Linked DNA regions of Mus musculus: region 2 is linked to region 1. The links are chromatin loops, found by intact Hi-C in ENCODE. Cell type or tissue: heart. All regions are shown on one strand. Each heading gives the region's core, and the rest is flanking DNA. Links, peaks and the distances in the headings are about the cores only.

Evidence for each region. Peaks named below come from ENCODE experiments on the same cell type or tissue, not always from the same donor. Only the 100,000 strongest peaks of a DNase experiment are listed, where the experiment ranks them.
Region 2: a loop joins it to region 1, with 3 times the contacts of the local background. A loop is called at or near these places in 1 of 42 quality-filtered maps.

The regions. Positions count from the first base shown.
Region 1 is chr10:4,331,195-4,336,566 of GRCm38, reverse strand. The region is part of intron 2 of Akap12 (A kinase (PRKA) anchor protein (gravin) 12); the gene reads right to left. Among named protein-coding and RNA genes, the nearest start is that of Gm40592, 23 kb to the right of the region's middle. In heart, for the core only: a CTCF peak has its summit at 2,986 (motif pointing right); DNase peaks (open chromatin) are centred at 2,086 and 3,146; H3K4me3 peaks cover 2,893 bases; H3K27ac peaks cover 2,719 bases.
Region 2 is chr10:4,430,384-4,435,755 of GRCm38, reverse strand. Rmnd1 (required for meiotic nuclear division 1 homolog) reads left to right here and starts at 3,368. Exons shown (of 13, transcript NM_025343.6): 1 at 3,368-3,490. Armt1 (acidic residue methyltransferase 1) reads right to left here and starts at 3,151. Exons shown (of 5, transcript NM_024261.2): 1 at 3,045-3,151; 2 at 823-928. The coding sequence starts at 3,085. In heart, for the core only: CTCF peaks have their summits at 2,214 and 4,635; DNase peaks (open chromatin) are centred at 3,085, 3,415, 4,785 and 5,205; H3K4me3 peaks cover 2,906 bases; H3K27ac peaks cover 2,477 bases.

The DNA.
Region 1 (5,372 bases), core at 49-5,048:
GAGGCAGAGTTACTCCATGTCACACCAGGCTTCCTACACCTCTCTATTATAGACCAGACTGGTCTTGAACCCATGGAGCGCAGCTAGCCTCCTCCCCGAGTGCTGAATCCTGCACCAGCACGTCTAGTCTCTTGTGCAGTTTCTGATTACTGGCAAAAAGTATAAAACCAGGCAACACTGTCCATATGCACAGTGTGAAGTATAATCTAGAAAGCCATAGATCCAACCACTTAATAGTACCTTAAAAACTGAACGGTTCTTCTAAATACTCTGCCTGTGGCTCCACTGGGATTACCCGCTGGAACCCCCTCCTTCCCACAAGAAACTGAGCACGAGACAAATTAATAAAAAATGGAATACACAACACCTTATACACACACACACACAAAAAAAATGCCAGGAGAGAGGGAGATCTCAGAGGACCCATTCAAAGTGTTGTTCATCCATCCATCCATCCATGCAGACACCCTGACTCGGGCTGGAGAGAGGGTGCAGCAGTTAAGAGAATAAGAGAATAGACAACTCTTTCTGAGGCCAGAAGTTCAGTTCCCAACTAAAACTATAAGCTGTAACTATAGGCTCTAGGGGAATCCAACATCTCTGACTCTGGAGGGCACCTGTACTCATACACGGACTGACTGGCACACACATATACACATTATCACAAACAAATCTTAAAGAAAACACCTAATGAACTTGGAAGAAGAATGCTATTCATTTTTTTAAAACGTCTTTAATTTGTAGGTTTCATAAATGTCCACCCTGGCCAGCAGTAGAAAGACTAGAGACATGACAGATGGGACAGACTATGAAAGAGCCCTCGGCATAAACAAGCTAAACTATAGGAAGTGAGAGATATTTTTAGCTCTGCTAAACTTTTGAAGTCATTTAAAATTCCACAGGGAGACACGGCTTTGGGGGGAAGAGTCACACAGAGAAAAAATATGGAAGCCCTGGAAAGTCTACGCCCCACTTTGAGACAACAGATTTGGCAGCATTCATCTTAAATATTTAAATCGGAGCCACTTTTGTAAATGTAAGTTAGCAAGTGGAGTTTAATTTTCTAAGAGCGTAAACGGGAAAGTGAGCGTAAACACGCACTCTCCTATATAGCCAGTCTCAGACTATCTATCAAACGCCAAGTTAGTGGATTTGCAAATGCATTCTGAACGCCTGGCGTAGACTGCCCACTTCTAGAAGTTGGCATAACATTACAACTCACACAAGTAGAGTCCTAGAAAACAAGCATGGGAAAAATAATTATTTTCACTACCTTTTTTTTTTTTTTTTTTTTTTTTTTTACTAATACTTAAATGGCATTTCTTCCCTTAGGTTTAGTAACTATGTATTATGTATTAGTATTATGGCTAATACTAACCACGTATGACAGAACTAAACTAAAATATTAGCCTGATACACGACTTCACTCAACGTTCTTATTTAATGAGCTCTAGGAAGCACTGAACGCTTACAATTTCTCAGACATAGGAACTTTTAAAATTAGACTAGGGCAGGTTATCCACAGTGAATCTGATGCTGATTCAACTCGCTAGCTGCTGTGGCTTCTCTCAACAGCACAGCCCCCACTTCTCTAAGGGGACCGGATAAGGCTCCCAACCAGATGCATTGTCCCGTGAGCGCTTCCAGGAAGATTTTGGTTTAAATAAAAATAAAATGTGCGGTTCATTGGTTTCCGAGGGGCTATGGAATGCTCTCCATATTCAATTATCTCTCCCTACACCGGTGAAAGTGTAGGGAGAGATAATTGAAAGCTAATAAAATTCCAGCCACACGGCTCACCTCTTGAGACTCTTCTTCCAGAGTCACATCAGCAGGAAGAAGAGTCACCAGTCTTACCTGTGATGGTAATAGTCCCCAGCATATTTAGTTACAGTTTTCGGCCTCTTACGGCAGGAAGTCTCCTTCTCCTCTGTCTACTCCCGGCTAACCAGTGAGATGAAAAGGAATGCAGTCCTCAGAGCATCAAGGAAGCTCTCCAGCCCTGGAGGTGCAGCAATGCGCACTGGAGAAGCGCTTCTCTGGCTAATTATAGGACGGCCCCGCCCACGCCGTAGGCCCCGCCCACAGCCAGCCAGCCCACACCTCTGTCCGGACTTGGCTGCACCACCCGGGGAAGTCACGTGCCCCATTTTACAGGGCTGGTCTCTGTGCCTGGTCTGTCGCGACCCAGGAGAAAGTTTTAAGTCTCTGGGGTGAGCCAGACCCCGAGCATCAATATTTGATCCAAGCGGTGACTTCATCCCTGGCACCGACTCCTGCATCTCAAACTTTTAAAATTATGTAAAGGCAATAACTGCACAGATATTAAATTCTCCGATTTTTAACGCCATTTTTAAAGGTGGATGAGGTGCAAAGCGGCATTTCCTTTTTAAAGCCCATAGTATGTTGCCAACCGTTTCCTACACTCCGGTCAGCGTAAAGACCCACAACTCTCTGCGATCCCAGGCCTTTTGCAAAGGGTTGTCACAAAGCGAACTATCTTTAGCATTTAACCGAGACAACTTTCTAAAAAGCAGAAATATCTGACCTTTGGGTCTCTCTACTTTTCGTGGTAGAAATGAGCTAAACATTGGGTTGAAACTTCACCAACACTCTCCTCCTGTTACAAGCGTATAGCAAATAAAACAGCTGCATTAAAAATCCAGGCAGCCCAATATTTCTTTTCTGTTAATCTTGAGATTGTTTCTCTACAAAGACACAAGTAATAAATGAGCTGGATCTTCAGTTAGGATAGGTCCAACTGGCCTGTTGGAGCGAACCACCTCTCCCCACCCCAAAATAAAAGGTTATATTATTGCTCTTCTCGTCAGACTTGAAGGCCTTGTTCATGACTACTTAGGGAACTGGAGCGGGGAGATCGGTGCGGGAAAAAGAGTAGACAGAGACAAGCGACATAAAAAGGGGATTAAAAAAATTTTTTTTGAAAGAAAGATTTCAGACATCCACGATGGTTGCTGCTTCTTGCCACCAGGAGGCACAATGCACCACATTCCAGCCCAGAAAGAGCGAAAAAGGGACAACTCCTGGGCAATCAGACAATGGTTACACATATCAGCATTACAAAGATCCAGAAAGGCTTCCCAGCCAACGCCCAACCTGGCTTTGAGTCTCGGCAAGCCAGGCAATGGGTCTTATCCTGGTTGGTTAAGATCTGGGAGCAGACATTTGCCCTCTGCATTCCCAATAGGTGGGGTTTCAGACAACCCAGACATCTCTCTTCCCACCATCTATTCCCTGTGTGTAGATCATGGATAAGAAGCCCTATATGCAGGGTCAGTGGTCCACATTAAACTAGACACTTCCCCCACAGTGTCCCAGGATCCCTGAAGGCCCAGGGAACTAAGAATACAGAACCACTTCCCAGTATTCAGTTGTAGACAGCACATGGCAGTCACCCCACTCCTCTGTGGATTCGGGTTTACATAACTGCATCACCAACACCTTCCCTTCTGACCCCAAATTCTAACAACAGCGACGCCACTTTGATAGCTAAGGGGAAAATTCACCAGATACAAAGCAGACAAAACACTCTTTTAAGAAAAGGCTAAGTAAGGCAAGATCTTTGCTTTCATAACACAGGTGACAATACACTCCTCAAATGAGGTTCAAAGTGAGGCAGCTAAGGCTCAAAGACAGCACAATGGATGCTGTGCTAGAGGCTGACCCTCCCAGCACACAGTTATCTGGAATCACTACCTCCCTGTGTAATGAAGAACAGGGAGTATATATAGCCGTGACCATCAGCAAGTTCCTCTGGGGCTGGCCTTAAAATGGAAAACCATCAATCAGGACAGAGGCAGAAGGAAAGGTCAGACAGAGGGGTCACTGCAAGGGCAGGCACCGTTCCCTTGACATTACTCCTTTCCACTCGCGTGAAAGGAGACGTTTTAGAGCCAGGCATCACCACCTAAAACAAAGATGACAGAATATATGCCCATCACTTGGCGGAAGATTGCTAGGGGGTGTTTTCTTAAATCTGCATGATCTAGTCAATAAATATTTGCCAAGGTCATGCTCCACTTTTGTTGTGCTGAAATCCACTGGGCGCTAATCAGATATTATGGCCTTAGGATACTTAGTTGAGAGTGGCAACCCCTGGGGATACAAGGATAGAGCTAGCCTAAGAGAAGAATAGGGACTCCCTAATGTTGAATACAAAGAAGCAGCATCCTGGGGCAATGTCTGGAAAGAGTGATTTGGGAACTCAGGGGTGGGCTCCTCATAGCTACTGTTACTTACAGTTCATGTTCATGTTCAGAGGCCCAAGACAGCAAAGGAGAGCTAGAGATGCTAACCAGAAATGCTAGTTAACAAGGAAAGATTTCTACGGACATCTTAAGAACTTTGTAATAACACAGTCTCAGCAAGGAAAGCAGACAGCCAGGAATGGTGTACTTGTGTAATTCCATCACTGTGGACAGAAGGCTAGCCTCAGCTACATAATGACTTTGAGGCCAGCCTGGGCTACATGAGTCTCTCCCAAAAAATAAAAATTACAGTAACAGGACAAACAATCTGAGTACAGCATATAACTTCTTTAAGATATACAGAGATGCACATAACAGCACACACCTGTAATAGCAGCACTTAGGTAATAGAGGAAGATCAGGAGTTCAAGGCTACCCTCAGGCCAGCTAAACTATTGGACCACATTTCAAATAAGCAAAGAAAGAAAGAAACAGACAAGAGATGCAAATGTGGGGCTAGCGGGATGGTAGCTGAGTCATTAAAAGAGGATGTTGTTCTTGCATCCAGCACCCATCTTTTTTCTCTGCTCCCCCCCCCCCACACACACAGGGTTTCTCTGTCTAGCCCTGGCTGTCCTGGAACTCACTTTGTAGACCAGGCTGGCCTCGAACTCAGAGATCCACCTGCCTCTGCCTCTCAAGTGCCACCACTGCCCGTCAAAAAATAACTCTGTCTTTTTTATTTTATTTTATTTTATTTTATTTTCATTTTTATTTTGTTTTTTTGAGACAGGGCTGTGTAGCCCTGGTTGTCCTGGAACTCACTATGTAGACCAGGCTGGCCTCGAACTGAGAGATCTGCCTTCCAGCACCTATCTTAGGTGGCTTACAACCATAACTATAACAACCGTAACTCCAGTTCCAGGGGATCTGATATCCTCTTCTGTACTTTGGAGGAAACGCACACTTACATATGCACATATCCACAAATATACACATAGTTTGAAAAGAGGGGGTTGTTGAGATAGCTCAGGGGTTAAGAATACTGGCTGTTCTTTGGAAGGACCAAGGTTCAATTCCAGAACCTAGATGGTGGCTCATGACCACCTGTAACTCCAGACTCATCTTAGAGCCTCCTCTGGCAATGCAACCACAGATATACAT
Region 2 (5,372 bases), core at 232-5,231, 99 kb before region 1:
ATATATAGGACCTGGCATGCAGCTCAGTGGGTAAAGTGCATGTCTACCATCCAGAACCCCTGGGTGAAAAGGAAAGGGGAGGGGAGGAGAAGGGAAAGGGGAGTGGAGAGGGGAGGAGGAAGGGGGAAGAGGAGGGGAGGGGCAGACTCTTGTGATCATCCTCCAGCAGTGTACAATCTGCATATGGTGGCTCACAACTGTAATCCACGTGTTCAAGATCTTTAGGTACTCAAAACCTTGTCTTAAATTAAAAGGACAGGAAGGAAGCAAGGCAGGCAGGGAGGGAAGAAGGAAGGGAAGAAGGTACAACTGCATGCCGCACAATCCAGAGATAACTGGTCCCATAGCTTTAAAGGCTTTATCCACATTAACGTAATTACTTACTTGTTGTTGTTTTCTCACCTGTTGATTAAACAGGCACGGTGAATTTTAAAGTCGTCCTCTACCCCAACCAGAAAGTCTTTCCTGTGTTTAATCACATTGTGTTGTCAAGCAACTGTAATCCCCACTGCCCTTCACCCCGAGGTTTGCACTTAGGGGACTCAAGGGCTCCAATTAGTAACACAGATGCTGTAAGACAGACAGGTCGCTGTGACACCTCAAAAGCTCTTCAGAGAAGTCAAGGCCATCATTTATGACCACTAAGGTCTAGGGAGACTAAGCTATTAGTGCACAGGTCAACCAGAGGCTACCTCAACACACAGAAAAGCAGGTAAGTATTTATGCCAGAAACAGTCTTTACATGAGAGCGGAAACCTTCTATAAATACTGTTATTCTTGTGAAGAACTAGCACAAAATTAAAGCTGAAATATAGTTCTTACCTCTCCATGTTTTTCAAAAAATTCACTTTTATGTCGATGCAATGTATCAATAACCTTGGTTAAGATCTGCGGTGTTCTGTCCTTAATCGTAAGATATGCAAAGGACCTAGGAGAGAGTCCAATATCATGCATTACTCAGTAGCTTTGACACTAGAAGGCATGCCCAATTTTAGTTTCTGGAACACCTCATTTGGGTCCAAATTCCTTTTCATATGACTATTTTAATACACCAGTTTTATTTGCTTTATAGATATGAGACTGAACTCCTAAACTGCTCACTTGTCTTGTACGAATGAAGCTCCAGAAGAGGAGAAAACACAGCGGCACACAGCTGGAACCCCTGCTCAGGAGGACAGCAGGAAGAGGAGCAGGAGTTTAAGGCCATCCTGGGATAGATAAGATTCATCTGGAAGGAAGGGAGGAAGGGAGGAAGGGAGGAAGGGAGGAAGGGAGGAAGGGAGGAAGGGAGGAAGGGAGGAAGGGAGGAAGGGAGGAAGGGGGAAGGGAGGAGAGAGGGAGGGAGGAAGAGAGGGAGGGAGGGAGGGAGGGAGGGAGGGAGGGCTGGATGAAGGATGGGAGGGAAGAAGGCAGAAGACCCGAGACAATGTGGAACTCTACTGTCATGACCACTGCACAAACTGTAGTACTGGGTTCTGCCCCAGAACTTGACTGAATCATTTTCTTTTCCATCTACTCAATTTCTTTTTCTAAATCAGAAACGACTTCAGCAATGTGGTTAAGTTCAAAAAAGGACAGGTCTTGCAATTCAACAGGCTCTGGTCCTAGGTCACTGGCTTAGAAAGATGAAATGAAAATCTCAAAGTGGTTTTGATTTGCATTTCCCTGGGTAGGGTATGTGCAGGTGACTGCTGGGGCCAGAGGCTCTGGATCCCCTAGAGCTAGAGTTACAGGGCAGGGTAGGCCACACCTAAGCACCTAGGAACTATTCCAGGGGCTGGAGACAGGCCTCAGCAGGGAAGGGCACCTGCTACCAAGTACAACCTCCTGAGTTCGATCCCTGGAACCCACATGGTAGAAGGACAAAGGGGACTCCCTACACAAGTCGTCCTCTGACGTCCATTCCTGGGTAATGTCACAGGTGAGTGCCACACTCCCCCAACACATAAAAACTAATTAAATCATTTGAAAATAAAGTATTTGAAATATGAATTTGGAGCCTAGTGGTGTCTCCCTCTATAATGACACAGAGTATAATGGCAGGAGTATTGGGAGTCCCAGGTCATCCTTCACTACATAATTCAATAGCTCCGTGTCAAAAGAAAACCAACCATCCAGCCAGACAAGAAGATTGGCTACTTAGCCAATGCTTATTTCTGCTCTTACTTATAACTTTGCTCTCAGCGTTGTAGCATATTGTAATTCCCCCTTTGTCCACAGGTTTGCCTTCCCAGGGGCACTCAACCAGTTTAAAAACATTGCAAGTGGAAAATTCCAGCAGTCAACGATCTGTAAGTTTTAAATAATTTTAATTAAATTTAAAGTAAACTAACGTCCCACTAATTGTTCCATTTTGCTATTAGCTGTTTTGGTGAATCGATTGTGCCTAACAAATTTCATGAGAAGTGTGTATAGGGGGGAAAACTCTAAAGATGAAAATTGCAAGAACTACTTCTAATGATGTTTATTTTGGGGGCCAGTGAGATGGCTCAGTGGGTAAAGGCACATGATAAATCTGCTGCCCGCGACCGAGTTCTCGTTGAACTCCTGAGAGGTGAAGGAACAAAATCGGCTCCAGAGCTGTCCTCTGACCTCTAACGCGAATAATGGCATGTGCGCGCACACGCAAAATTAGGACGTTTTTAAATATAGAGTTATTAGTTTGACCCATACCATTAATACACACCGCAGTAGGTATGAGTCCTAATTGTTGGCCCCCGCAGCGCCTTTCCTTCTCACTTGTTAGAGACAAGCTTTTTCCTAATGTATCCCACAGTGAGCTCGAACTCACTACGAGCTCAAGCTGGCTTTAACTCGCAGCAATACTCCTGCCCCAGCGTCTCAATTCGGGACAGAAAGGAAGAAGGTACACAGCGGAACTAGCTAGGTCCTGACGCCGGCCAGCACAGCGAGCCGGCTCTCTCCCACCGAGGTGGGACTCGAACTCTCAGCTTGAGGATCCGGCGCTCCCGACCGCCCACAGCTTCCTCACCCAACATGGGTTTTTTCTCCCAAGAGCGCAAGAAAAAAAAAGCGAGACGCACCCCTCGTCCTTAGCGGAAAGAAACGCCGGGGACTCGGCCATCACACCGGCACCACAAGCCACTCAACTGGCGTCGCCCGGGGTTCAACGGCCGCGGTTCCAGAAAGGAAGCGTTGGAGCTTTTTTTTTTTTTTTTTTTTTTTTTAAGCGCTTTTGAACTCAGAAACTTTATTTGGTGGTCTGGCCAGGGTCAGAACATGGGGCGCAAGGGCCTTCCGGCTACGCGAGCGGAAGCCCTGGAGGACCGGAGGCGGTAGCCCGCCGAGCGGAAGGGGGGGGGGGGGGCGCGGAGCGGTCACGTGTTCGGACGGTCACGTGTCCCAGCTTGCCGGCCTGGGGCTTGCAGTGCGCCTGCGCCGCAGCGGGGCGGGGCGGGGTGTGTTTCCGCAGAGGTTCCTGCGGCGGGAGCGTGCGCGTGGGCGTCGCGGTCGTCCTCTCCGCGCACAGGTCAGTGCTTCGCGCTTCCCCAGCCGGAGAAGCTGGTGAGGAGGTGTGGGCTTCGGCCAGGGCCTGGGAATTTAGCCGGGAATCCGAAGCACCTCAAGCCAAACACTCCCGACCCCGCCGAGTTGGAAGCAGGGCATAGTAGTAGCTGCCAAGGTGCATGAAATCACCTTGAACTTAGGAACTGGAAGAAGTGCTCCCAAAGGTCAGCCCCACTTACCCGCTGAATCTAACCTGGATGCAGCCGCTTTTTTCATTGATGGTATTCTGCATCTCATGTACAATATATTTTGGTTATGTCCACCACCACCCCCAGCCCTGCCGTCAAACGCCTAGGCCTACCCATGTCCCACTCCCAACTTAAAACACTAAGTGCAATTAGTGCTATCCTTAGGCACATGGACATATTATGCTTAAGGATAATGCTCAAAAACTGCAGCTCCCTTGTGTTTCATTTTAAAAATTTACTTGACGCCTCTGTGCCCAAGGACACTACTGTCACTGAGCATAGGGGGACAAACACAGAAACCTGCTTTTGAAGAGAGGCAAAAATCTCCTTTATTGCTTTCTGATATCACTGTCGCTAACTAATATATATTATCCCTTATTTGCTCATTTCCAGAGCTAGCATACTGCACACGGTAAGGAGTAGTCATTGCATGAATTAAAAAGCTAAAAATACAAGGTATGTAAGTGGTGCTAAATATGAGGACAAAGTAAAAAATAGCAAGAGAATGGATGAGTGTTGGTTATAAGTATTAATCCTGTCACTCCAGAGGCAGAGGCCAGCCTGGTGTACAAAGCAAGTTCCAGGCCAGTCAAAGAGAGAAATTATAGGTTATCCAGAGAAATCCAGTCTTGAAAATCCAAAGTGGATGTGATGGATGTGTGTTGGTTATATGTATTATACCAAGTCACTGAGGGAGTCAAGTCCTTAGGAGGAGAGCTTGTGGACAGGTGAGTGGAAAGGCCCAGAGGGCCTGGAACAAAGGCATTCTATAGGGAATGCTGCAGTGTTGCAGAAGGCTCAGAAGGGCGTTTTAGGGGCATTGGCTTTTATTGTAAATGTAAAGCCATCATCAAATTTGACTCTGGGAAAGGATAGGATTCTAGTTAAGGTCTCAGAATTTTTGCTGTAGTCCATTGTGAATGACCTGTAGGAGGCTGTAAACAGTGGCAGGGAGCCAGTGTGCCAGTTGCCTTTCATGTGACAAGCTGCCTGAGGAGAAGCAGCTGAAGGGAGGAAGGGTTTGCTGCTCATCTAGAGTCCTGCATGGCAGATTAGGCATGGAGGCGGGAGCAGGCAGGGGCCATGCATTGCTCCACTAGAAAGTCCAGTGGTGAAAGCCGGCAACCCATCCCCATGGTATAGTCCTATCCATATTTCAGGGGGTCTTCCCTCCTGTTAACCTATCCCAGAAAGTCTGTCACAGACATAGCGGTGAGTCTCCATGGTGGTTCTGAGGCTAGTCAGATAAAGGTGAACCATCATAAACAGGTAAATGGCTATTATAATCATCATGGGAAAAACCAGAAACTCGGGACAGGTGGCAAAAGTGTTTGCGGTGGGTACTGGTCAGAAAAGGCCAGTGGATTTACTGACAGACGAGTAATAGGGACTGAAGAGAAAAGCAGAAGCAACTTCCGGGTTTAGGGCTTAGGCAAATGTGAGCATGTGACTGGCACTTGAATAGGGAAGGCTGTGGTTTGTGGAAGCCTTCAGATGCCCAGTTTTGAGCTTGTTACATTGTTGGTGCTCAGAGGGATTTAGAGATAAATATGTGCTACTCATCCTGATGACGTATGAAACACGGGGTCGGGTAAAGTCACCGGGAGACTGATTGGGAAGAGAAGTGGCCCAGAGTCTGAGTCCTGATGTATCACA